3 separate regions of the Mus musculus genome follow, and all the other regions are linked to region 1. Evidence: chromatin loops called from intact Hi-C (ENCODE). Cell type or tissue: heart. All regions are shown on one strand.

Evidence for each region. A loop is a pair of places that touch in the nucleus more often than their neighbours do. Peaks named below come from ENCODE experiments on the same cell type or tissue, not always from the same donor. Only the 100,000 strongest peaks of a DNase experiment are listed, where the experiment ranks them.
Region 2: it touches region 1 in a loop (2.4-fold over the local background); 6 of 42 quality-filtered maps call a loop at or near these places.
Region 3: a loop joins it to region 1, with 3 times the contacts of the local background. A loop is called at or near these places in 7 of 42 quality-filtered maps.

Annotation. Positions count from the first base shown.
Region 1 is chr4:53,259,261-53,267,260 of GRCm38, forward strand. It overlaps Mexis (macrophage expressed LXRa(NR1H3)-dependent amplifier of Abca1 transcription lncRNA), which reads right to left. Exons shown (of 2, transcript NR_033139.1): 2 at 2,096-3,974. Among named protein-coding and RNA genes, the nearest start is that of Mexis, 7.0 kb to the right of the region's middle. In heart, a CTCF peak has its summit at 4,667 (motif pointing left); DNase peaks (open chromatin) are centred at 4,751 and 5,891; H3K27ac peaks cover 238 bases.
Region 2 is chr4:53,113,139-53,121,138 of GRCm38, forward strand. The region is part of intron 5 of Abca1 (ATP-binding cassette, sub-family A (ABC1), member 1); the gene reads right to left. Among named protein-coding and RNA genes, the nearest start is that of Abca1, 43 kb to the right of the region's middle. In heart, a CTCF peak has its summit at 4,672 (motif pointing right); DNase peaks (open chromatin) are centred at 2,463, 2,993, 4,133 and 7,393; H3K27ac peaks cover 472 bases.
Region 3 is chr4:53,155,955-53,163,954 of GRCm38, forward strand. Abca1 (ATP-binding cassette, sub-family A (ABC1), member 1) reads right to left here and starts at 3,941. Exons shown (of 50, transcript NM_013454.3): 1 at 3,722-3,941. In heart, a CTCF peak has its summit at 4,141; DNase peaks (open chromatin) are centred at 2,877, 3,467 and 4,077; H3K4me3 peaks cover 1,967 bases; H3K27ac peaks cover 1,553 bases.

The sequences.
Region 1 (8,000 bases):
CTACACAAACGATGAGCTTCTTCAATACCAAAGCAGGTATCGTTGTCACCAGCATCACATTTGCTGGCCTGGCGTTGACGTAGCCACTCCACCATTAGTGGGACCTTGGGACACATCAGCTTCTGACTCTTCTCTAGTAGGATTGAGATTATTTGTGTAAGAAGCAAATAACGTGTAAAGTACCATATGCAAATTAACACCTTGTTGTGTATTTGTAACAACGCCATGTAACCATTGCATTTCCTTGGCTCTCAGGTGACCCATTTTCTATTTAAGATTGAAACTACTGGGGAGAAAGGATCCATAAGTCACAGATTTAGTGACAAGCAGAAACTCTTGACCTAGTACACAGAAAAGAGATTTACTAAAGGCTAGTTGAAAAGTCATAAAATGACCACGGAGAGTGCTAAAGGTTTTGCCTCCAGGAATAAGCCTTAAGCACACTGCAGAGATGCCTGGTGGAGACTGAACAGACAGGCAAAGTCACCAGCTCTATGCTTGGACACAGGGTCTGGTGACAATCCCTAATGTCCCTGTCCTGGTACTGTAGGAATGTGTACCCCATGAGCATCATTGCCAGAATAGGTTTCATGGAACCCCTTTATGATATCATAAACCTCCAAAAAAAAATCCTAATAGCTGTTTAAGGGAGTCTGATTAATGGAGTCCTGTGTCTGGGACTTAGCAAAAAGGGAAGCTGGAACATTTTTCATAGGTTAGATATGGCGAAGAGTCAGAGAATTCTCTGAGCTGGATTAAATGTGTAAACTAAAATATCTGGGGTTTTGGTTGGTTGGTTGGTTGGTTGGTTTTGTCTGGTGGAGATTTATTTATTTATTGTTAATTATACATTTTGTTGTTGATAAGGGTCTTACTCTGTAGTCCAACCTGACTTGGAACTCACTATGTAGCCCAGAATGGCATTAAACTCAGAGCAATACTCTTACCTCAACCACCTGAGTGCTGAAATTACAGGTTTGAGACTCCATACGTGATTCTGGTTTGTTTGTTTGCTTGGTTGGTTGGTTGGTTGGTTGATTTGGTTTGGTTTTTGTTATTGCCGTTTTTTTTTTTGTTTGTTTGTTTGTTTTTTTTGTGGGGGGGGCGGGTTGTTTGTTTGGGTTTTGTGTTGGTTTGGTTTGGGTATGGGCTTTCACTGTTTAACCTAAGCTGGCCTTAAACCCATCTTCTGCCTACCTCAGCATCTCTAGTGTTAAGATAATAGATGTGCATCCCCATGTTCAGCCTTGGGTGTCTAGATTTTTAAAGAATACAATTATCCCAATGTTTTCAAAAAGAAGTAAGGAAGCAAAAAATAAGTATAATCAGGAACACTACTGTTTACTAATTATTTCAGCAAGAAACCCACTGCCATCTTGTCTTCACCTCCAGTATCACCCTTCTCTGGTATATCTTACCCAGGACTGTCCCCTCCTCCCCGGTTTCAGCCTTTATCCTTTCTCACCTCAGCTGCTGACAGGGTCACCTACTGGTCTCCTCATCATAGCTCCTGGAACTGCCTGGTTCTTCCTTCTCTAGAACATGAGCATCTTAGGGGCATGAATGTGATTTCAGGGCTCCCTGAGTTACTCCCGTCAGGCTAGTGGCTATAGCTTAGAGCAATAACAGGACAGGAAGCAGCTTGCTTTGCTCCAGCTTCCCTTGTAGAGGTCAGAGGACAACCATCTTCTATTTCCTTTGAGGCAGAGTCTCTCTGTTGTTTTTCTGCCGTGGATGCTGGCCCATGAAGTTCCAGGGATTCTCCCATCTCGGCCTCCCATCTCCCCATAGCAGTACTGGGACTACAGGCATTTACAGTACACATCTACCTCTTACATGAAGTCAGGAGATTTGAACTTGGGGCCTCACACCTGCCCAGCAAGAACTTCTACCCACTAAGTCATACCCTTAGCCCTCAATTTTGTCTTTTAAACCCTGAAGTTTATGAAGTTCATAAATTTTAGCAGCTGTCACCAAACTGCAACTCTCTTCATAGTCAACCACAGATTTTTTCCAGACTGGAGGGAAACAAGTTATTTGAGTGATGTGGGGAATTAATTATCTGGTAGCCAAGAATGAAGTACACGATCAGGTTAAATGAATCTGTTCATTTTAGTTCATACCATTAAGCTTTTGCTATTCAAAAATAAAGATGGTACATTTTGTTGATAAAGGTAGGGAGGTTGTATATATTTTTGTGCATTTAAATTGCAAAAAAAGAATGACTACTTTTAAAATAGAATATAGATGATAAGACAAACAAATCTGTTACATAACTTTAAGGAATCTAGTAAATTTTAATACTAAAACATTTGTTATTTGCAAAAGAACAGGAGGAAGAGGAAAAGCAACCTAGCAACAAGAAACATGACACAAATAGATTTTTGTTTTTCTAAAACTGCTGCAAGAATTCTCTCGATGCCAGATAGATTGGAGGGCAAGGGCAGAGTGTTCACACCCTGGGAGAGGAATCACAAGGCCAGGAGACTAGCCTTGAAGAGCAGCTCACTGATTAGGGAGCTACACGGGCTGCGAAAGGCAAGGCAGGTGACAGACTGGTGTGGGAGGTGAGTGCCAGTAAGCTGATGGACCATAAGCATCACAGGTGGCCTCAGGATAGGCTTGCAGCTGGCCCTCAACTGTGCAACAGGGGATGACATGGCTGTCTCCTGCGGATAGAGTACAGGAAGAGACACAGGCAGGTGTTGGGGGGCCAGTAGCACAGATCTCTCAAGTCCTTCTGAGCTGGCAGTGACTCGATGGGACAGTGACATGGTGTTTGCACCTCTCCCACCCTTGTCAGCTTCTTGATGGACAGCCGCCCCTGAGCTCTATGCCAGCTGCAGCTAGATGTGTACAGAACACTCCCTTACTGGACTGATGGCTGGTGGCTTGTGACCTCCCACAGAGAGTGAGACTGCAGCAGCAGCTGGGGCTTCAGCCAGATAGGACACAAATGGGAAAAAAACAAACAAAAAAACAAACAAACAAACAAGCAGGTAGAAACACTGAGGGATCGTGGAACCGCCAGATGCTGTGTGACTCCAGGCAATTCTTGTCCCTCTCTGATTCGAGATTGGGTATCCACAACTTTGGTAGGGAGATGAAAAGGGGAGAAACTGAACTTCAGTAAGGGGCTTTAAGGATTTCAGAGGATGCATGCAGAAATTACTCTCAAATAATAGAATCTCGTGTTGGGGAAAAGAAACTAGTATTTATGGTTGAAAGAAGCAAAATTCTTCATCTTCCCTTGACTCCTTTCAAGGAGGACCTGGAAGTCGCATGTGTGTTTTTCTGGGCAAGTTTTCTTCGACTTGGATTGATTCAGAGTATCGTTAGAGTGGGTAGTGGCCCTCAGTGGGAGAATGTGCTGTACCTCAATAATGTCAAGGTTAATATTTCACAAGTCGGGTCAAAGTCATCTGAAATGGGTCAATGTCACGTTTTACTGGACTATGTGGCCTTCAGAGACAAACAGTTATTGTTCAGACATTTGCCTTTTTCCAGTGGTTTTTAACCTTCCTAATGCTGCAACCCTTTAATACAGTTCCTTTGGCATTGTGGTAAGCATCAACCAGGATCTCTGATGTGCAGGGTCTCTGATTGCAGGATCTCTGATTGCAGGATCTCTGATGTGCAGGGTCTCTGATTGCAGGATCTCTGATTGCAGGATCTCTGATGTGCAGGATCTCTGATTGCAGGATATCTGATGTGCAGGATCTCTGATGTGCAGGATCTCTGATATGCAGGGTCTCTGATGTGCAGGATCTCTGACTGCAGGATATCATCTGAGATGCGACCCCTCTGAGGGTCTCAACCCACAGGGTAAGAACCGCTGCTTTAGATACTCCCGGCAAACAGGAAGCCGAGCTCACCTCTACATTTCACACGAGGGAAATGCTGCTCTTCTTAAAGGGATGTGAGGAGCCTCACAGGAAGAGTCCAGTAAGATGGTAAGATGTAAACACCGCCTCCTGAACCAGAATATGAGAGTAAAGAGTCATGACCATATCCATGTGGGGTAAAGTCCAGCACTTTCCTGCCACAGTGGTGGGAAAGACAGCCCGGGCCCTGGGTGCCTTCCCAGACCAGATTGTCTCTGCTCCTTTTCTCTGAAATCCCTTTCTTGTAGGCCCCACACATGCATGTAAACACACTTGTACATGTGTGTCTGCATGTGTGTACTACACACATACAAACACACACACACACACACACACACACACACACGCCCTCTGTGCATTGATATCTAGCTTCCAACCCAAAACCTGAGTGTGAGCTTCCCTCAGGAAATAGGCCAATACAACACCTGTCCTGGTACTGCGTGTGCTGGCACAGGAAACCAGGCTGTCAGCTGCCCCGACCAGGAGGGCTCCCAAAATGATATAAAGACAGTTCTAAAGGCACACGACAGTGACTTGCCCTCAAAGACATCTAGGTTCTAGGGCTCCTTATGGCCTTCACAAAGACCACCCATACCTGAAGAGGACACATTTCCAGGAATTTCTGGAATACAGTTCTTGAGGAGCCCCATAGAAGAGGCGATATGCTATAAAGCGCTGGGCAAAGGGAGCAGAAAGCAGCTCTCTGGTGTTTAGATTGCCCCCCTCTGTGAGAGGTCTTAGGCCTCCTCTCCCGTGCCTTGCTGCCGCCTGCTGTTCCCGATGCTAGTCAAGATCCAGCCACTGAAGACACAAGTGTGTCTGGAAGGCTGAACGGTGACCGGCAGTAACCCAGCTGCACATGATGGTGGCCAGCTGCCAAGTGGCGGCCTCACAAGCCTCTTAGCCCAGCAGCTCTCCAGCAAGCACTGCTCCTACACTGTCCCGAGAGAACGACGAGTGCAGGACCTTTACACGCAACCGGCCTCTAATGCCCACCCAAATGACAAGCCAAGTCCAAATAAGACTTCCTAAAAGACTCCAGGTCTTAAGCCAGATGGCACATCTTAACTAGAGGAAACACGCAAAGCTTATTCACCTCCTGGCTAAAGCCTCCATCCAAACAATAGCTCAGGAAGGCTGTTTAGCGTGCGTGATATCATTTTGTCTGTTACCAAAACCCACGGGAGAGTTCTGCCTACTCACACCCTGGGCACGCTGCTCAGCGTCTCTGCCTTCAGGATCTCCTTCTAAAGTGAACAAAAGCAGTAGACCTGTGTCACTTTCTAGCCGGGTGTCCTTGAACAATCTATTTAATTGCCTTCAATTTTCTCATTCATCAAGCAAGGTTAAGCATAGACCAACCTCATGGGACAGGTAGAAAAATTACGTGAGTTAATTCACGTCAAAGCACTTAGAGCAATGTCTGGCTTCCAGAAAGCAGAGGAGATGCCAGAAATGATAACTACTTCCACTGTTTCTAGTAATCTTGCAATTGTTAAGAGGATTAATGCAACAACAGCTGCCATTTTTTTTATTGCATATTGACCACAGTGTTCTCATGATGGGCTCAGTCTTTCACAGGAAGTACCTCACAGATAATATTAAGTACACATGAGTTACTGTCTAGCACATAGATAGCCACTATCATTCTTTCTCCCTCTCTTCCCCTTTCTACAGAACAGAAAACAACTCAAAGGCCCAGTGGCTCACTCAAGGCCATAGTGTTACAGGGTAAGGAGCACTTACATTTGAATCCTGGTGTTCTAGAGAACAGATTGCTCTGATACTGCAACCTTGCATTCTCTCTCTCTCTCTCTCTCTCTCTCTCTCTCTCTCTCTCTCTCTCAGCCTCCTCCTTCTGCCTGGCCCTGAGCATCTGGACCACAACAAACTGGCTTCCCTTCAAAGAATTTTCCAGGGACGCATCTGCTGCTCAGTTGCAATACCCCTGGGTCATCTGCCTGTAGCTGTTTTCAGTCTGTGCTGTGAAGGACTGAGCTTGCCTCCTTTTGGCCTTTCCCCGTCAGGATCCAGAAAGTCAGCTCCAGTAGAGATGGGTATAAGGGAACGGGGTTGGAGAGTCCACCCCCAGGAATAAACTAACCTTATATCCACGTGTGCCTTCTTCAGGAGCGATGAGCCTAGATGCTGGTTGCTCTCAGCTGGCCCCAGCTCCCGCCTTATCCTTACACCTGAATATCACTGTGCTGAGATTTTATGATGGGGTTTCCCCAGAATAGATCTGCAAATCCTTTCTGAGATGAGAAGATTCCGACTACAACTACAGCAGCCAGCTGAGGGGTGGCACAGGCCGAGCCTGCATGCTAGCTGTCAAAGAGTGAAGACAGGTAGTTTGAGCTGTGCGCAGTGACTTCCCTCTAGGGCACAGTTTCCTCCTCTGTAATGGTGAAATGTCAAGACTCATCTATCAGGGTCACTCTAGGGACCCAATGAGAGAACTGGTGTCTTAGTGCTGGGCCTACACGCAGGCACGAAAGCAGGAGAAGTGCCGGGTAGGCTCCAGCTCAAGTCCTAGAGCTGAGAACAGCCACATGACACGGAGCAATGTGAGAATCCAGGGACAAGAATAAGCCTTAGGTTGTCACTAAAGAATAGAAACATTTACCTAGTGCAGGTGGCACCAACTCAGAGGACATTTTTACAACGTCCTTACAACCCTCACTTACCACAGAAGACAGAGAAGCTGTGTGACAGCGCTGTAAGAGAGGCGTGGGAAGGTGTGAGCAAGGAGATGACAAGGACGAAATGAAGATGTCTGAACGTCCTGTGTCCAATGTTCATGGTGAAAGCTCATTCTTGTCGCAGCTGAGAAGGTTCCGGAGCAGTGACAGGCAAGTACCATCACAGGAGACAATGGGTACGTGTTCAGAATGTATACAAACTGTCTGCTAAACACGGACGTTATTAAAAGCCACTTAAACGTAGCTAGATTATATTAAAGTTCACCACTTCCTAAATATTTTAAAATTATTTTTACTTTATACTTATGAGTGTGTGAGCGTATGTGCTTCATGTGTGTGTGTGTGTGTGTGTGTGTGTGTGTGTATGTGTATGTGTGCAGTTGTCCACAGAGGGCCACAAGAAGGCATGGGATGCCCCTTTAACCACCGAGCTATCACTCCAGCCACCAGAGTGAGTCTTAATTCTTTCTGTCTATTTTGCTACCACTCGTACTTTTGAAGTTCCTTACACCTGTTCTATCAGCGTGATGGAGGTGTAGCCCCAGGGTGTGCTGCTGTGTTACAAGTCCACACTGGGTGCTATCACATCTGTAGAGTGTTTCTACCCTGTAATGGGAAAGCCTACAGTTCCTCATCTCCCCCTTGCCCTAGAAAGCTGCTTATTAAGTATTTACAAGAGCAGTGCTGACAAAGCCCCCACCCACACCCACACACACTGTAACAATGCTTCCAAAGGAGTTATACAAAGCATCAGGTTGTGCTGCTGAACCCCAAGACTGTATTCCCCGTGTTGCCCAAATTTCCCCACACAACTTTGCAGTGAGACTGCTTTGGAGCATCTCATGAGGGCTCAGGTCCCGAGCAGTGTTGAAAGAGCCCATGTCTATAGTGACTCGGGGAGTGCTGGGGTTGCATGGAGCGTGTTGCTGGAGGAAAATAACCAGGAAGAAACTAAAAACAGAATAAAAACTTCACAGTGCCCACCAAACGATTCTGTTCAACTAGTAGTTATTCCAAATGCATTATCGCAGTCAAAGCACTGGACAGAGGGAGAAGGAAGAACACACACAGTTTTATCTAGACATTTACAGCATGGGCCAGAGCTACAAGCTCTCCCCCTCATGTTGAGAGCAGCACTCACTAAGCTGGCAATTTCAATTGTGACTTCCCCAGGACCCCAACCCCTCTTCCTTTATTTTTCACAACTCTTGTCACCTTGTAACATGTATTATATAAATTATTAAATTCTATAAAATTATAATATAATTGACTTATTTTCCACAATTACTTATTGACTATTTTCCTTCTCCAGAGTGTAGTCTATGGGAGCAAAGTGTAAGATTTGTTTATTTCACTATCTAGAACAGTTCCTCTTACTCAATTATTTATGATATTTTTAAAGGAATTCTATCCA
Region 2 (8,000 bases), 150 kb before region 1:
GGATAGCTGGCTGGCTGGACAGATGGCTGGGTAGGTGGATGGATGGATGGATGGATGGCTAGATGGATGAATGATGGATGGATGGATGGATGGGTAGATGGATGGATGGGTGGATGGATGGATGGATGGGTAGATAGATGGGTGGGTGGGTGGATGGATGGATGGATGGATGCACAGATGGATGATGGATAGATGAATACAAATGCATGAATGTAAAATGAGCTGATATGACCTGAGAAATGACCAATTTTGAAGAGGTAAATTCATCTGGCAGTAGGAAGGGGACAGACCAATCAGGACACGAATGTGAAGCAGACTGGGTCAAGATGGCTACGGTATCCCTAAGCCGCCTACTTGGTTTCATGCCCCAAGTGACAAGCCGCATCAGGTAAACAACAGCTGGAAGCACAGCAGGAATAAAGCAGAGGGAAGCTGAGTTAATGAGATGATGACACAGAGCTTGATGCAGTGGTCCACACTTGTAACCCCAGCTATTCGGGAGGCTGAAACAGGAGGATCACAAAGTCAAGGTCTCCTTGGTCCACAATATGAGTTCCAGGCAACGTAGTGAGAGAAAGGCTGTGGGTATGTCTCAGTGGTTTGTGAACTTACCCAGCAGGCATGAAGTTCTGAGTTCCATTCCCAGTACCAGAAAGAAAAAGTAAATAAGTAAGAAAACAAACCCAAAGGAAATGACAAGAGCATCCACCTTTCTGGACCTACTGTGAGCCTTACATGAGAAAGGTACATGCCAGCCATGGGAATTCCCGTGCCGAGTTACATGCTCCATACAGATCTTCTAATCTGATCATGTCCAAGGACAGCTTCTCTCATCAGCTGAGCTGCTGTGTTCAAAATAGATAGTAAGAGAGAGGTGACTTTGACAAGAACACTGAGATGCCAAACTCGTGGCCCCATAAGATGTGTCTGAGTGTGCACATGTGTGGGCACATATATTTATGAATGTATTATAGATTTGTCTGAGTGAGATAAAACTATTTTGCTTTTATTTTTCTACCTGCTACAAGGTAAAGGAAAGGTCAAAGCTCACTCAAGTGCCTATTCAGAACTTCATGAAAAAAATTAATAAAAGCCAGGCCTAGTAGCACAGGCCTGTTATATCCCAGCTATCTGGGGCTCTGAGGCAGGAGGATTACAGTACAAAGCCAGCTTCAGCAACTCAACAACTCATCTCACCAAAATATGTGGGTGGGGAGACAGGTAGGGATATAGGTCAAGGGTAGAGTGTTTTTCTAACATGTAGAAGCCCCAGGTTCAATCCCCAGTACTGCAAAAAAGAAAGAGAGAGAGGAGAAAGGAATATGGAGACACAGGGAAAAATAAAAATAAATAAACCTAAAATTTTATAGAGCATCAATGAAAGGATCATATCTTCTGGAAACTGTGAGACTAGACACAAGTAGATGACCAGTAACAGACAAGTTATTCTAGGTAAGACAAAGAACGCTTCGTGGGAAAGACAGTCACTCAGTTAACCCTAACCAAATGAATTGACGGGGACCTGGTTTTTATTATCTGTGGAATGTGTGGTTGGGGAAAAAGTTCTCTGAAAAACTCTTTTCCATGTTTCTGAGAGGAACACAGATCCAATTGATCCAGCACCAGAGACTCTTATCAGAGAGGCTGAACTCAAACACTTCCTGCCTGTGTGACCATGAACCTCACTTGGCCCCTTTCTTTGTTCTCTCTTAACCTCAGTTTCTTAGACATCAAATGGAGTTGGGGCCAACAAGAAGGTTTAGCAAGAACAGTACCTGCCACCAAGCCTGGCACCCCAATCTCAGTCCATGAGACACACGTGGGATGACTTCCACAAGCTGTCCTGTCCCTTCACACCCAGCCCACCTCACACACATACAAAATAAAGTGTAATAATGTTTTTAAAAGAATATGGAAATAGTAACATTCATAAGTTGATGTAGAATGCAATGATTAAGAGTATGAACAAGAGACTGGAGCTAGGAAGATGGCTCACTCAATAAAACACCTACTGGGCAAGCGCAAGGAACTGAGTATTCACCCCCAACATCAAGGTCAAAAGTCATGAACCATCCATGCCCTCAGTGCTGGGGAGATGGACAAAGGCTCAAGGCTTGCTGGCCAGTTGGTGTATCCAAATCAGTGAGCTCCTTGTTCAGTGAGAGATCCTAAATTCAATACTGATGTCTGCCCTCTAAAACGAGTACACACAATACACACACACAGACACATACACACACACACACACACACACACACACCACTCACTCACTGAAGACCCAGAGCTGGTTAGTTGGGAGTGTTTACATGAGAAGGTGTGGTCCCAGTTAGAATGTGAACATCAGGGAAGCCAGAAAGCTGTAGTCAACAAAGGGCCAAAGGAGTTCTCTCATTGCTGGACGAAAGTATCTGATCTGCGGAGCCCAGCTTCCTGATTGGCCGGAGAGGCAGCCAGCCGCCTGCCATGTCCCTGGAGCTTTGGGCACAGTGAAGCAGGGCAAAGGGGAGGAGAGAGGGAAAACAAAATAAAAGGCTGGTGTCTAAAAAGAGCAAACAGATGAGATGCATCTGTGGGCTGGGACAGAGTGAGACACAATCCTGGGTTTCTTGCTATTCATCTGGGTCAAGTCACTACAGCCAAGCTAAGGAAACAGCACAGGCAGATAGAAGTTAGAGAGAAGCCTAACTCTGGGGGGGGGGGGGGGGGGGGTCTTCCTGGTCATGGAAGCGTTCGCTCTCCCACCTGCCTGCTGGAACCCAGGAGCAGAGGAGGAGGAAGAGGAGGAGGAAGGAGGAGGGCGAGGGAAACAACAGAGGAAGGCAGAGGAGGAAAACCCTGGCAGCAGCCACTGGGGTTACTCTCGGTCAGTGCCCTCTCTAAGCCCCAGCTTAAGTTTCAAGTTCTCTGCAGTCTTGTGCTCTATACAAAAGGAACCACAGCCATCAACAGCTTGAGACGTGGGTGGAGGAGAGAAATGGGGAAAAGGAGAAGCAGAGAAAGAAGCCTTGCCAGCAGCCCCAGCCTGCATACCCTTCTTAAATGGACCCCCTAGGCAGCAGCAGGGTGGAGTAGAGGTGGGGTTGAGGTCTCCTAGCCCTGGCTGGTCAAATGAGCAAAGACTTGGGGGTGGGGGGCTGGATGACAGTCTTGTGGTTCTATTTAGCCTATTTGATTAGTCTTATAAACAAGACTTTGGAATATTTTCAGCTACAAAGGGGCTGGAAATAATCACACCTGTTTATTAGTTGGTTGGTTACTTAGTTCCTTTCTGAGTCTCACGGCTTCCAATTCCTCATTCTCCTACTTCCACCTCCACAAGCTGCCATTATAAACACACCATCATGCCCAACTTCGGGTATCTGTTGCTTTGGTTCATTTTGTGGTGCTGGGCCTGTGAGATGTCTCCAGAAGACTTTGTGGGGTGCTCTGGAGAGAAGGAATAGTAGCTGGGTGGATATGCCCTGGGGAACCTGTGAGCGTGGACGAGGGTGAGCCAGACTGTGGGCACACATGCCTTGAGACCTCCATGGTGGTCACGGGGCCCCGGAGAATTTTCTTGCCCTGCAGTGAAGGCTTTCTCAACAGCACAGAAGAAGTGCTAATTGGAGTCTAATGAACCTGGGTCACATTTCCATTACAGAATGTTCTACTTCTGTGGACATTGGAAGTCACTTTTCAGGCCCTCCAAGTTTCTGGGTTCCGAAAGCACTAATAACACCAAGCATGGCTTACAGTGCACAAGAAAATATAAACTGGAGACTAAATATAGTCAAAATACATGCTGATAAAATCGTCATGGCAATTAGATGACCAGTTCCCAAGAGACCTGACTATTCGTGGCTATACACCCTGAACCGTTTGCTGCCAAAACCTCGTCTTTAGACCAACAGAAATTGTACAACTTTAGACACTGTATGCTGTTTAAATTATTTGGTGCATCAGTTAAATGTCTACTGTATCACAGTACCAGTGCTAAGGATAAAAGGGGAAAAAACCTAGTTAGTGCTTCCCAAAGGCAGGGACAAAAGGGGTATCGTATGACATAATCCCGGCCCTTGCTATCCAAGAGATTGTGGGCATCCAGTAAGAACAGAGCAGCCCTGTGTGCTATTGAGAATCAGTCACAATTGAGATGACAGCAGGAAGGAAACACCTTTCCCCAGATCCATGCTCTAAGGCAGCCACTGGCTGACAGGAGAAGAATGCTGGGAAACTGGAGGCCTCCCAGGAAATCAGTCATCAGAGAGAGTCCTCTCAGACGAGCTTACGATTTTTATGAAAGCGCTTTTTAAAAAGATTGAAGAGACACACACACACACATATACATAGATGAAAGCAAACACTCATAAAACAATATAAATCTTCTTTTTAAAGACCTTGAGGGGTGGGCTCATTCTTCTGTCTCTTCTACCAAGTTAAGAGTCAAAAGAGCCCTCCAGGAGACGGTAGCCCACAACAGAACTTGGACGTCTGGGATTCTTAGAAACCATTTCTATCAGGTAAAATTACTGAGCCTTGGGTATTTTCTTATGGAAGCTAGAATGGATTAAACAAATAAGCATGCCTTCCTAACAAGAGGGAAGCTGCTAGAACCCTCTGGGATGAGAGCTTGAGTCATCTAGCAAGAGTCTGGGTGGTAAGGAGGAGCCATTGAGGGCTGTGGCTCTCACTGGCCAGCAGGTGGGGCCTGAGACAGCAGGTTGGCTGAGATAGCTGGAGGAAAATGAGAGGGAATACTGAGGTGCTAACACTGGTCCAAATGAGTTCTGAACCTAAGGAGAAACAAAACTCAGGAAGCCCATATGAGGAAAAAACAAGAAGACAGCTGGTAAACAAACAAACCCCCCATACTTTGTAGAGAGCCTTTTGTGAACACCTGAGCGATGCAAAGCAAAGGGGATACTTGGAAGATGGAAGGAGAAAAGCAGGAAAGGGCAACAATAGGAAGAAACTAATTAGAAACAGGAAAAACTGAATCCAAGAGAAGGTGGCAGAGACAGGAGGCATGGGAGATGGGAGAGTTTAAGCCACCCGGTTCTAAGCTATGACTTTGTCTCTAACTGATTGAGACCAGACACAACAGGATGAAGGATTACAACCAGTTCCTGGGAACTTGGAAAACCCACGGAACAGGGGTTGGTGAGGCAGCTCAGGGGATATGGGGGGGGGGGGGGAACACAGGATTCCCTAGAGCATGCTTGGTAGCTAAATTAGCTAAACAGGTGAGTAGAGCCCTGACATCAACTTCTGGCCTCCTGAGAGAAAGACAGAGACAGAGACTGGGTCACAGAGACAGAGACACAGAGAGAGAGAGACACAGAGAGAAAGAGTCAGAGACACAAAGACAAACAGACAGAGAGAGAAAGGCAGGGACAGACAAACAGGGAACAAGAGAAGGAAAGGAAGATGACCGTGCAAGTGAGGGACTTAGGTGGGACTCTTTGCAGGCAGTTAGGGGAGACCTCTCGGTATGCATCCTGCACACATTGCCTCATTTCTTCTAATGTCTAAGATTAATAAACGTAGCAGGACGTGGTGGCACTTTGAGGCAGGAAACACGACTCATATTTGCAAAGCCTCAGGCACATTACACAGATCAATTTCCAGGATCTCTAAAACCAGCTTCCAAGAAAGGTATTGCTATTATTCTCATTTTTCCAACCCAGGAAAGATGTCAGAAGGGAGTATCTGGCTCAAGGTCACAAAACAAACCAAAGGCAAATGTCAACCCAGCAACTTTGATTTCAAAACTCTAGTTCTTTCCACTCTGTTAGCAACTAAGTGAATTGTGTTACTCTCCAGAATCAAAAGCTGGTGATGTCAACCATGCTTCCCCACAATGAAGTGAGGCAACGTGGGCATATGGTGTGGTGGAGAGATGTGGAACTTTGAGCCACACAGACCTGAACCTAAGTTACAACTCCATAGCACTGAGCAACAGATACAACCTTTTCAGACTCAGTTTTCTCATCAATAAAATGGGGATAGTACTGATCCACTAATGCTGCTTCAAAGAACCAAATTCAGTAGTCCACTAAAAATATAAAGTTCCACTCAAACACAGGCACATCAATGCTCACTGAAGCTCTGTTCGTAACAGCTAAGTTAGAGAACCAATCTAGGGGGTCCAACCACAGAGAAAGAGGAGAAATACTTTTCAGCCATAGAGAACAAAGCTATGGCTTTTTTGAGATAATACATATAGTCAGAGATAATCCTATTAATCAAATTAAGTTAGTCTCAGAAAGAGAGATACTCTATGCTTTTCTCTCACTTATGGGTCCTAGGTTTCATATAAATACATAGAACAGAAAATAGAAGCAAATTGTCTAGGAACACAGAAGGAATAATGCCAAAGGAGGGTTGAGCAGAGGAGAGGAGAGGGTATGTGAGGAGCATCTTTAACATGTAGAATAAACCTATGTAAGTATGGCCTTACATGACATGGGACCAAACATACAATGCATACATACCTATGTTTAGTATGTCCTTTATGGCATAGGACAATACAATGCACACCTATGAATGTACCCTTACATAACATAGGACCAAACATACAATACCTATTTATGTGAATACACCCTTATATGACACGGGACCAAACATACAGAGCATACCTATGTGAGCAAATCCTTATATGACATGAAACGATGTACAATGAATTTATACTATTGGGGGATATCTTTTAATGCAAAATGGCGTTGCTACCCTGTCCAACCTTGTCTGTAGACAGAGTCAATTGAACACTGTCTTTTGGGACTTCCGTGCAACTGAGGTGGGCGGGCTTGAAGCACAAAGCTTTCAGGGAGAACCAAACTCTATGCCCAAGCTGCTCTCTGCCACCCACAGGGTAAACGAATCTCATACAGGAAAGGCAGGAGACATGTGACACTGTTGTCTGGTGGTCACAAGTCAAGCTTTTTAAAAAGCAGCCTGATATTGTGAGCTAACATGGCTTTCTGTAATTGAATGCAATTGTATTTTCTATGCTTGTCTGGGTAAAGTTGACCTTTGGTTTGATTTAGCTCAAGCAATATTTCAACAGTGCACTGGGGCACTGCTTTGGCTAGAGCCAGGCCTCTGCCCTGGATGGCAACCAACAGCCCAGGCTCTGGGGCACAGCCGGGCTTTGACAGGTCTGGGGAAATGTTCAGGGAGATGAAAGGTTTCAAACTATAAAACTCTAAAATCTCAAGTCAAAACTTTTGACAAGCACACACAGGACATGAATTACAATCACCCGAAGATTTTTACAGGCTTCTCAATTTTAATGACATGCTGACACGCGTCATCAGATCTCACAACAAGATGACACATGGGTGTCAGGTATGAGGACAGAAGACTAGAGTTCGGGGCTGTAAACCCAACTTGAGCAACTGCTCTGATGAAACAAAGGGCAGAATTTCAGGCAAAAGGGAGAAGTAGCTGTGAGTCACGAGATGGTCTTTAGAGCTAGGCCTCCGGGAAAAGTCCCCTAGTGTCTGCTACGCAGGAAGCTTGGACGCGTAGCCTAAAAGGGAAGGAAAGCTGACAGAAGCTCTCTCATCCTCCTCACCCCAGCCTGTCTGTGTGTGGGGACCTCGTAGGTGTCAAGGGCAGCTCTCCCTAGGATGTAACAGCGACAAAGTATGAAAGACTGAAATTCTACTCTTGCCAGCCGTTGCCAATGGTGGTTTCTCAGGCAAGGTACTTAGCCTCTCTGAATTTCATGTGCACAAAGAGAAATGGCCTTCCTCCCGTAACTGCAAACACAGTGAAGGAAGGAAGAGATCTCACACTTCCTGTGTATCAGGTTGGTATGGGAAGGCCTTGTTCCTATTGGCTCATTTCCTTGAGGAGTCCCATCCCTGGGGAGGTGCTAGCATTGTCACCTCTTGAGGAAAGTGAGGCACAGGAATGTTACATGGTTAGGCATGGGTATAACTGACCAACTACAGAAGCCAGGCTTGAACCCAGCCATCCTGACTCTCACGTTCAGGGGATATTTAAAAGTTATTCAC
Region 3 (8,000 bases), 100 kb before region 1:
TGACTGCTCTTCCAAAGGTCCTGAGTTCAAATCCCAGTAACTACATGGTAGGTCACAATCAACTGTAATAAAATCTGATTCCCTCTTCTGGGCTGTCTGAAGACAGCTACAGTGTACTTACATATAATAATAAATTTTAAAAATCTTCAAAAAAAAAACCCCCACAAATGTGATGTTCCCCACAGTCAACGATAATCCTAGACAAGCTGCTTTTGGGCCATTCGTGTTTGACAGAGTATGGTGTAGCTTAAGACCTGCCTGCAGAAACCATTTCATGTCTGAGACGTTCACTCGGACTTTATGCCACCTGGCCCCATAATCTGTAGCAAACTACTCTGAGGTCACACACTATTCACAATTAATTAGCTGAGGCAAGAGGATCACACTCATTTAAAACCAAGTTTTGGCTTTGTTTTTAAATGAGAACTGAGCAAATGTTACTGCCTGGGTTTTGTTGTTGTTGTTTGTTTGTTTGCACCGAGTTGCAGCCAAGGTCTCTTCCAGAAGAGAATTTGACCGACTACCCCAGAGCAAATATGGGAATATGATACAGATCATAAGTTTCCAGTAAAAATGACAGCAAATGAATACACGGCAAATTCCCTTTCACGGCATCTGAAATTGTACCACTGTCTCCCCTAATCTGGACAGTTAGAGACTTTGGGAAGTGAATTCAAATCTCAAATCAGCCTCTTGGAAAATGGAGAGCCAAGGACCAGATAGCCTCCCGCCTTCTTAACCTGTAGTTACAATAAACAAGTTTGGCTTGAAGATAAACTCAGCGTCTGAGTAACACCGGGAACAGCACCAGGTAAGCGTCTATTAAGACACAAACACGTCTATAATTGGTATTCCAGGTGCTTTCTCTTCCGTGTGTAAAGCTGTCTCCAATATTTTTAAAGCGGACCTTCTCCCAATGCAAGTAAATCAACAAGTATTACGACCAATCTTTTAAAATTTAATGCCAGAATAATTGACCATAGTTACATTATAATTTCATTATTTATTTAACATCCAGACCATATATAAAAATATATTTATACTTGAATGTTTTAAGAACGGCCAAAGCTATACACATATATATTTTCTAAAAATCCAGGAAGTCCCTAATTTAAGAGTTTAAAGAAGTGTCCATTTAACTATCTTAGAAACTAAAAAGTATATTTTTTTTAAAAAAGCAAAGATCTATTTTCAGTCACTACATATGCAGCCCACATAAGGACACTGATTTATGAGAGGAAAAAAACGATGCCTAAAGAAAAAAAAATACTAAAAGTCCCAGCTCCTCTCCACATAGGTAAGGTAGCACATAGCTGAGTTGCTAAGTATCATTCTTTTTTTTTTTTTAAATAGTGTTTGCATTGGGGTTTCCATGAAGAGAGGTAGAAAACCAATCAGCCCCAGTCACCCTTTCCAATTCCAGACTAATTCACGGTCTCCCATCAACCACGCACACATTCCAAATCAAGATGCATCCAAGGGCCACAACAGGCCTGCCTTTGGGTGCTAATAAAAAATACTTTAGGGGGCTGGATTTAAAATACTCATCTTCGGGAAGACACCCGTCACAAATACCCAAGTCACCACCAGTGACCCCTCCAGAACCCCAGTGACTTTCACAAGGAGACCCATGACTTATTCTATGGTAGCAATTTTTGCTCCAAAATGGTACTATGAGCATTATGTTGCTGAAAATTTCCTTCCCTCAACCCTCAGATTCAACTTGTTACCACATAGATAATAATCAATTCTGTGCATCACACCTTTCTTTAAAAAAAAAAAAGCCCTATTTTAATGACTTGTGATAGCGCTGAGGAAAAGACATGCTTACAATAGAAACTGTAATTTATCTTTATTATTTATATATTGATATACTATCCACTCAAATATTCTCTATGCTTGTCTATACCTCCTTTGATGTGGGGGAAGTGTTTTTCAACAATGGGAACAGCAATACGTTGTCCTTATGTGTGCATTAGAATATTAAAAATGGGCTGAAAGAAAAGTGGTGATGATAAACAACTCCTTTTTAATTGGCATTTATGTCTTGTAGAGTATCAATACTTGGGTCAGGGTTCCGAATTATGACTAAGAGGTAAGGGTGTGCTTTCGAGCCTGCAGGCATGTGTCAGGTGTGTGCTGTGGGAGGTGAGGGCTGAGCCACAGAAAGAAAGTGGTGTACCAATTCTCTTCAAGGAAGGTTTGTGCTGTTTTGTTTTGCTTTGCTTCTGTGGTTGGTGGTGCTAGAACCCAAGGTCTTGTACAAGGTAGACTCTACCGGGGGCCTACATCTTAAGCCAGAAGTGTTCCTTTTGTTTATCTGTCCTTTATTGTACATTTATTCTGCCCACTTCCTTGGAAGGATGTCGAAGTAAATTCTTGTTTTGTTTTGGAATGGTGATACCATTGCAGCAAATGGGGCAAACTAATTATTTCTAGTGACACTTAGTTTTCCCAAACAAACACACAAAGTCAAAAAAAAAAAAAAAAGCAAACAGTTTAATAAGTATTTCTCTCTTTTCCAGAGGTAAGTGCAGAAACCAAAACAGGCACCTATCCACAAGGTTGTCATCAGCCAACATCCCCAAGAACCTCATTGAGCAACGGTCTGGGAGTCAGGAAACAAACAAACAAACAAAAAACAAAAACAAAAAAGAAAAAAACAACAACATGAAAACATAGACTGGCTTTCTTGGCCTCGGGTTTCCTCCCAGTTTGGAAACACCAGTTTTGACCAGATTCACAGTGAAGCAAAAGGACTAGAGACTCTCACTCCGCACCAGGCCATACCTAGGCTACCCGGCCAGGAGGCGCTGCGGGCCAGTCTCCAGGGGCCACCCGCAGGCCGCCCAGCCCCCACCCCCTGGCGGCGGAGCCCGGCCCAGCACCCGAGCTGCGAGTTCTGTGCTGCCCGATGGGGTTACTTGCGGTCATTCGGCTGCACAACCTAGCCCCAGCTTCCCAATCGGTGCTCAGCCCGAAGTCTCCCCAAGGGAAGACTAGCAAAAAGCAGTAAGATGAGGGTGGATTGGGCACCCCAGTTTCGGGTTTCTGCAGACTCTCTTAAGTTTTCTGTCTTTAGAAGGAACAAAAGTGGTCTCCCACTTTGCGCCAGGGACTGCAGCCCTCCAGAGCGCAGGAAGCCTGTGGGCAGGACCCCGGAGTCGAACAAAGCCCAGAGAACTCAAGCAGCAGTAACATAAAAGACCCCGTTTAGGACACTTCCTACTAGAGTTCTTTGGAAACAAGGACATGCAGTCCCAGTCCCGGGAAGAGAACCTCCAAGTCAGAGGCCAACACAAACCAGTTAAATAATGGAGTGAGGACTCAGATGTGACACTTGTGGGCGACGGCCTACCCCGCGCCAGACAAAAGGAGACCCTTTGTAGAGGATTCCCTTCTCCCTACCCCACTGGCTGTACCCCGAGGACGTCCGGGAACCTTGGCTCACACTGCGCCCAAGAGGCGAGTCTCCGACGCCGGAGATGCTCTCGCTGGTCTCCGATTCCGGGAGACCCGAGTGCGGCAGTTCTGAGTCCCAGGGTCGACAGGGCCCGTCCCAGAACATTCTTTCCCTGTTTATGCCTCCCCTGTACTATTTGCATCCCCAGAAGTAAGGTACATGGGAGTTCGAGTCCCCCCAGTGTCCCCAAAACGGAGAGCTTCCCAACGCTTCCTTGGCCCCGAAACAAAATGCCCAAGTCACTGAAGAACCTCTTACCTGTTTTCCACTTTGCTGTTTGAGTCTGTTTTCCCTACCCCTGCACAAACCCTTCCAGAAAGGGGAAGAAAAAAGTGGGGGGAAACAGGGAGCAGAGCAGCTCCCCAAGCCGGCTGTGGTTGCGCGGGTCCCGCGGCGCCCCCTGCCCAGCTTTGCGCTGCGCCGCGGAGAGAAGTGGGCTCTGCCGGTCCCGGCCCGCTCGCTCGCCCTCGGAATTACTGGTTTTTGCCGCGACTAGTTCCTTTTATAGATTCGGCTGTGCCGAGCGCCGGGGTTACTACCGGTCAAACGCTGTTCTCTCCCTCTTTCCCCCGCCCCCTTCCCGGCCTCTGTTTATGTAGTTCAGTCACTCAGCAGAAAGCACGTGGAGACATGGCCCGCCCCTTAAACCGGCGACAGTGCGCCGCCGCAGCGGGCACTGGGGGCGCATGGTGAGAGCTTTGTGGGGCCCGCTTTCTGTAGCCCTGGCCCTGACCTGCTAGCCTTCGGGAAACGGGAAACTCCGGACTTGCGCTGAGCCAGGGACTCCACATTCCCGGCAGAGGAGGAAAGGGGAAAAGCTCGTTCTCTAAACTCCTCTTTCTGCAATTGTTTGGGGTTTTGTGGGTGTTGCTTTTTGAGTTTTGTTTGTTTTGTTTGTGTGTGTATGCCCTCTTCCTCTCTCCCTCCCGCTCTCCCTTACTCCCACTCTCCCCCCTCTCCTTTTGTTAGTTTGCTCAGCCCCCAACTTGGGAAGGAAAACTCCCCACCCCACCCCACCCCCAGATGCCAACCATTTTCGGTCTCTTCCTTTTCTTCCTTTAAAAGTCCTAGATTGGGGGAAGGGATGTGGAATGGACAGTGAATATCAGCCTATTTTGGTGTCTGCCTCAAACCTTTACATTGATTTTGAAGAGAAGATCTCTACCTTCCAGGGACCTAGTCTGCACCTTCTACACACACACACACACACACACACACACACACACACACACACACACACCTTCCAGGGACCTAGTCTGCACCTTCTACACACACACACACACACACACACACACACTCCACTAGTAATAGGTACCTATAAGCCACAAGGGGCAGCTGTGGTCACAAGAGTGGGTTTTGATGATGTCAAACGACCAAAGTTAGATAAAGTTTTTCTGCCTCTATTTTATTTGTTTTAATTGAGACAGAGTCTCATGTAGTCTGCTCATAAACTCAATAACCTTGAATTCCTAATCCTCTTGCCTCCCAAGGCCTAAAATTACAGGAACAGAGTACCACACCCACATTTGTACAGTGCGGAGAGATGGAACCCAGCCTCTTGCATAGCAGGCAAGCATTCAGCCAGCTGAGAGCTACATCCTTGGCCCTTGCTTCCTGTCTCTCAAGAGAGAACGTTCTCTCTGCCTCAGAGTTTTCTGAAAATGAATTTCGTTGGAACTTTTGAAGTCCTCGGAAGAAGAGTGCCAACACCAGAATCCTACTGACTGAACATCAGTGCCAATCTCTAGTGACATCCATACCCTATAAACCATTTCCTATGCCAGACTTTTAAAAGTCCAGCACTGGCAAAGAATTTAAAATAATATGTGTGACCATCTGTGTACAAAGGAAAACGCCTAAGGGGAAAGGATCGTTCTTTGCATGATTTTAGGAGATTAAGTCTTTATGCAGCTTCCCTCATTTCCCCCATATCTCCTAGCACCTAAAATACACACACACACACACACACACACACACATTCTTTTTGTACTTTGAAGAATTTGGTTCCCAAGAGTACTCCTACTAAATTCTGTTCCCAGCATCCACTTGCTGCTTTACAACCATCTGTAACTCCAGTTACAGGAGAGCTGACACAGTCTTCTGGCCTCCATAAGCACCAGGTGTGTACGTGGTGCACACATGTGCACATAAGTAAAACACTCATGTACATAAATAAATCTCTCTCTTTTTTACCCTAAAAATAAAAGCTAACTTCTTGGGTTTCTCTAAAAGAGCGTAGGTGACATGTAAGTGCTACCCAAATCAGGTAGTTAGGAGGCAGAGAAAGAAGAAAGGGTGGGAAGAAAGAAGCCCCGGGCAGAGCATCCTGGAATCCTCACTATATGAAGGCAATGACCCTGAAATCCAACTTGCAGTGTTTAACTAGGAAGCCCTGTAGGGTTAGGAATCTGCCCCTATTCAACTCTCACTGCAATAAATGCACAAATACACTGCAGTGTTGGCAGTATGTGTATGCATGTTGTAAATCTCTACCCTTCGACACCTACAGAGGCCAAATGCTTCATCCAGGTTACACCTGTTGACACCAAGTGACATGACCTGCCATCAGGACAGCACCTCATGACACAACTACTGGATTTCAACAGTTAGAACTTAGATGATATCACACTTAAGAAAGAAAGAAATTTCAAAGCAGGAATTTCTCCATCCTTTGAGTACCCCTGGTTAGTTTGTTCCTGAGCATGCTCCAGAGAGCTTTCCCTTCCATGTCTTCTGATGTATAACACCTTCACCCAAACCCCCAACCTTGTCCTAGGAAGCCCTTTCTACCTGAGTGGAAAGGCCTATCTTTGTTACTGTTGCTCTGAAGTAGTGGATTCCATAAACATACCCTGGGTTGCTTGAGGTTCTATTCTGAGCTGACCCTGGGATCTTCTAATTACAGACTTGACCTTCAGGCAACTATGGCTCTACTGACCTTGCTAGAGAGGTCATAGAGATACAAGAAGCTCAATTTTATCATCCCATGAAGGCTTTTAAATCAAGATTCCCTGAAAGTCAGTGTTTAGAGGATAGTTTAAATGCATATCTAGGAGCCAGTCTACAGTCTACAAACACCTTCCTTAAAAGAGAGAAGTTTTTGTTGTTGGTTTTTTTTTTTAACAAAAGATATTCACTACACGTGTTTCTTGCCCGAGATACCTACTATTTGGCCCCCTGCAGCTGAAAAAAATAGGACACTACAGAAAGGCAATGAAAATTTTCTAAAAAAAAAAATAAACAAAATGATTTTTCAAAATAAATTTGTAGTGATTGAGAAAACCTACTAGCAGCTGGAGAGATGGCTCAGCTGTTAACGGCTAGGCTCACAACCAAATCATAAAAAAACCTACTGCTTAGAACATTAGAGAATGAGATATAACTCAAAAATTCAAAAAGAAGACTAGAGAGAGATCTCAATCGATAAAGGAGTTACCATGCAAGCATGAAATCCTGAGTTTACATCCCCAGAACCCATGTGAAAAGCCAGGTGTAGTATACCAGCAATCCCAGCATCTAAGAGCTAGAGATAGGAGATGAATGGAGTCAGCTCGCCAGCCAGTCTAGCAGCATCAATGAGAGACTGTGACGTAATAAATAAGTAAATAATAAGTAAATAAATAAAGCGAAGAGAAATTGAAGACTCCTGATGTTGATCGCTAGCTTTGAAATGTACATACACACACATACACATTCACACACACACAGGCACACATACATACATGCATGCACACCTGTACACACACACACACGCACACGCACAGGCACATGCTCATGAGCACATACAGGCACACATCTCCCTCCCCTAATTGGTAAATCACCTTTAATGAAGAGAGATGAAAAGACTTACAGTTCAAGTTTTAATCAGCTTAATTCCGTACCCAGGGGGAAAAATCCTCAAGCTATCAGTGATCAAATGAGAAAATTCAGTGTGCCACCCTTTATAGGTGGAACAGGCTCTAAACCACGTAGACTCTGAATGCAGTGTGATTTCTTTTGAGTGGACCAATGTGATTCTTTCTGTACTATTGTAAATTGTATTAACACCCAAGCGAGGTACAACACTGTTTCTATCCTGGCCTTGAGAAACATATATTTGCAGGTTTTTGTTATGGTCAACCAGTTATTCCAATTTGTAAGTAGATATATTCTGAGCATCAGGCAGAAAGTGAGATATACTGTTCCTTAAAGCTACAGGTCCAATCTGCCTCCTCCAAATTACCCTTTCTTTAACATTACAAGACATTACAGGAAAGTTTCAATTGTCTCTTTCTTGTTTTTCATTAAACTCTCTACTAAATGCCCAGGCTGTTCTGTCCAAATTCTCTCTCTCTCACTCTCTCTCTCTCTCTCTCTCTCTCTCTCTCTCTCTCTCTCTCTCTCACACACACACACACACACACACACACTCAGCAATTGGCATCCATAGGGCTAATCTGAAATTGTCAGTGTTAAGAAGATTTATATTTATATTATTAGAAATAATAAATCAGAGTTTGCTCACTTGATTTTCCTTTTTTATTTGTAGCTTTGACTT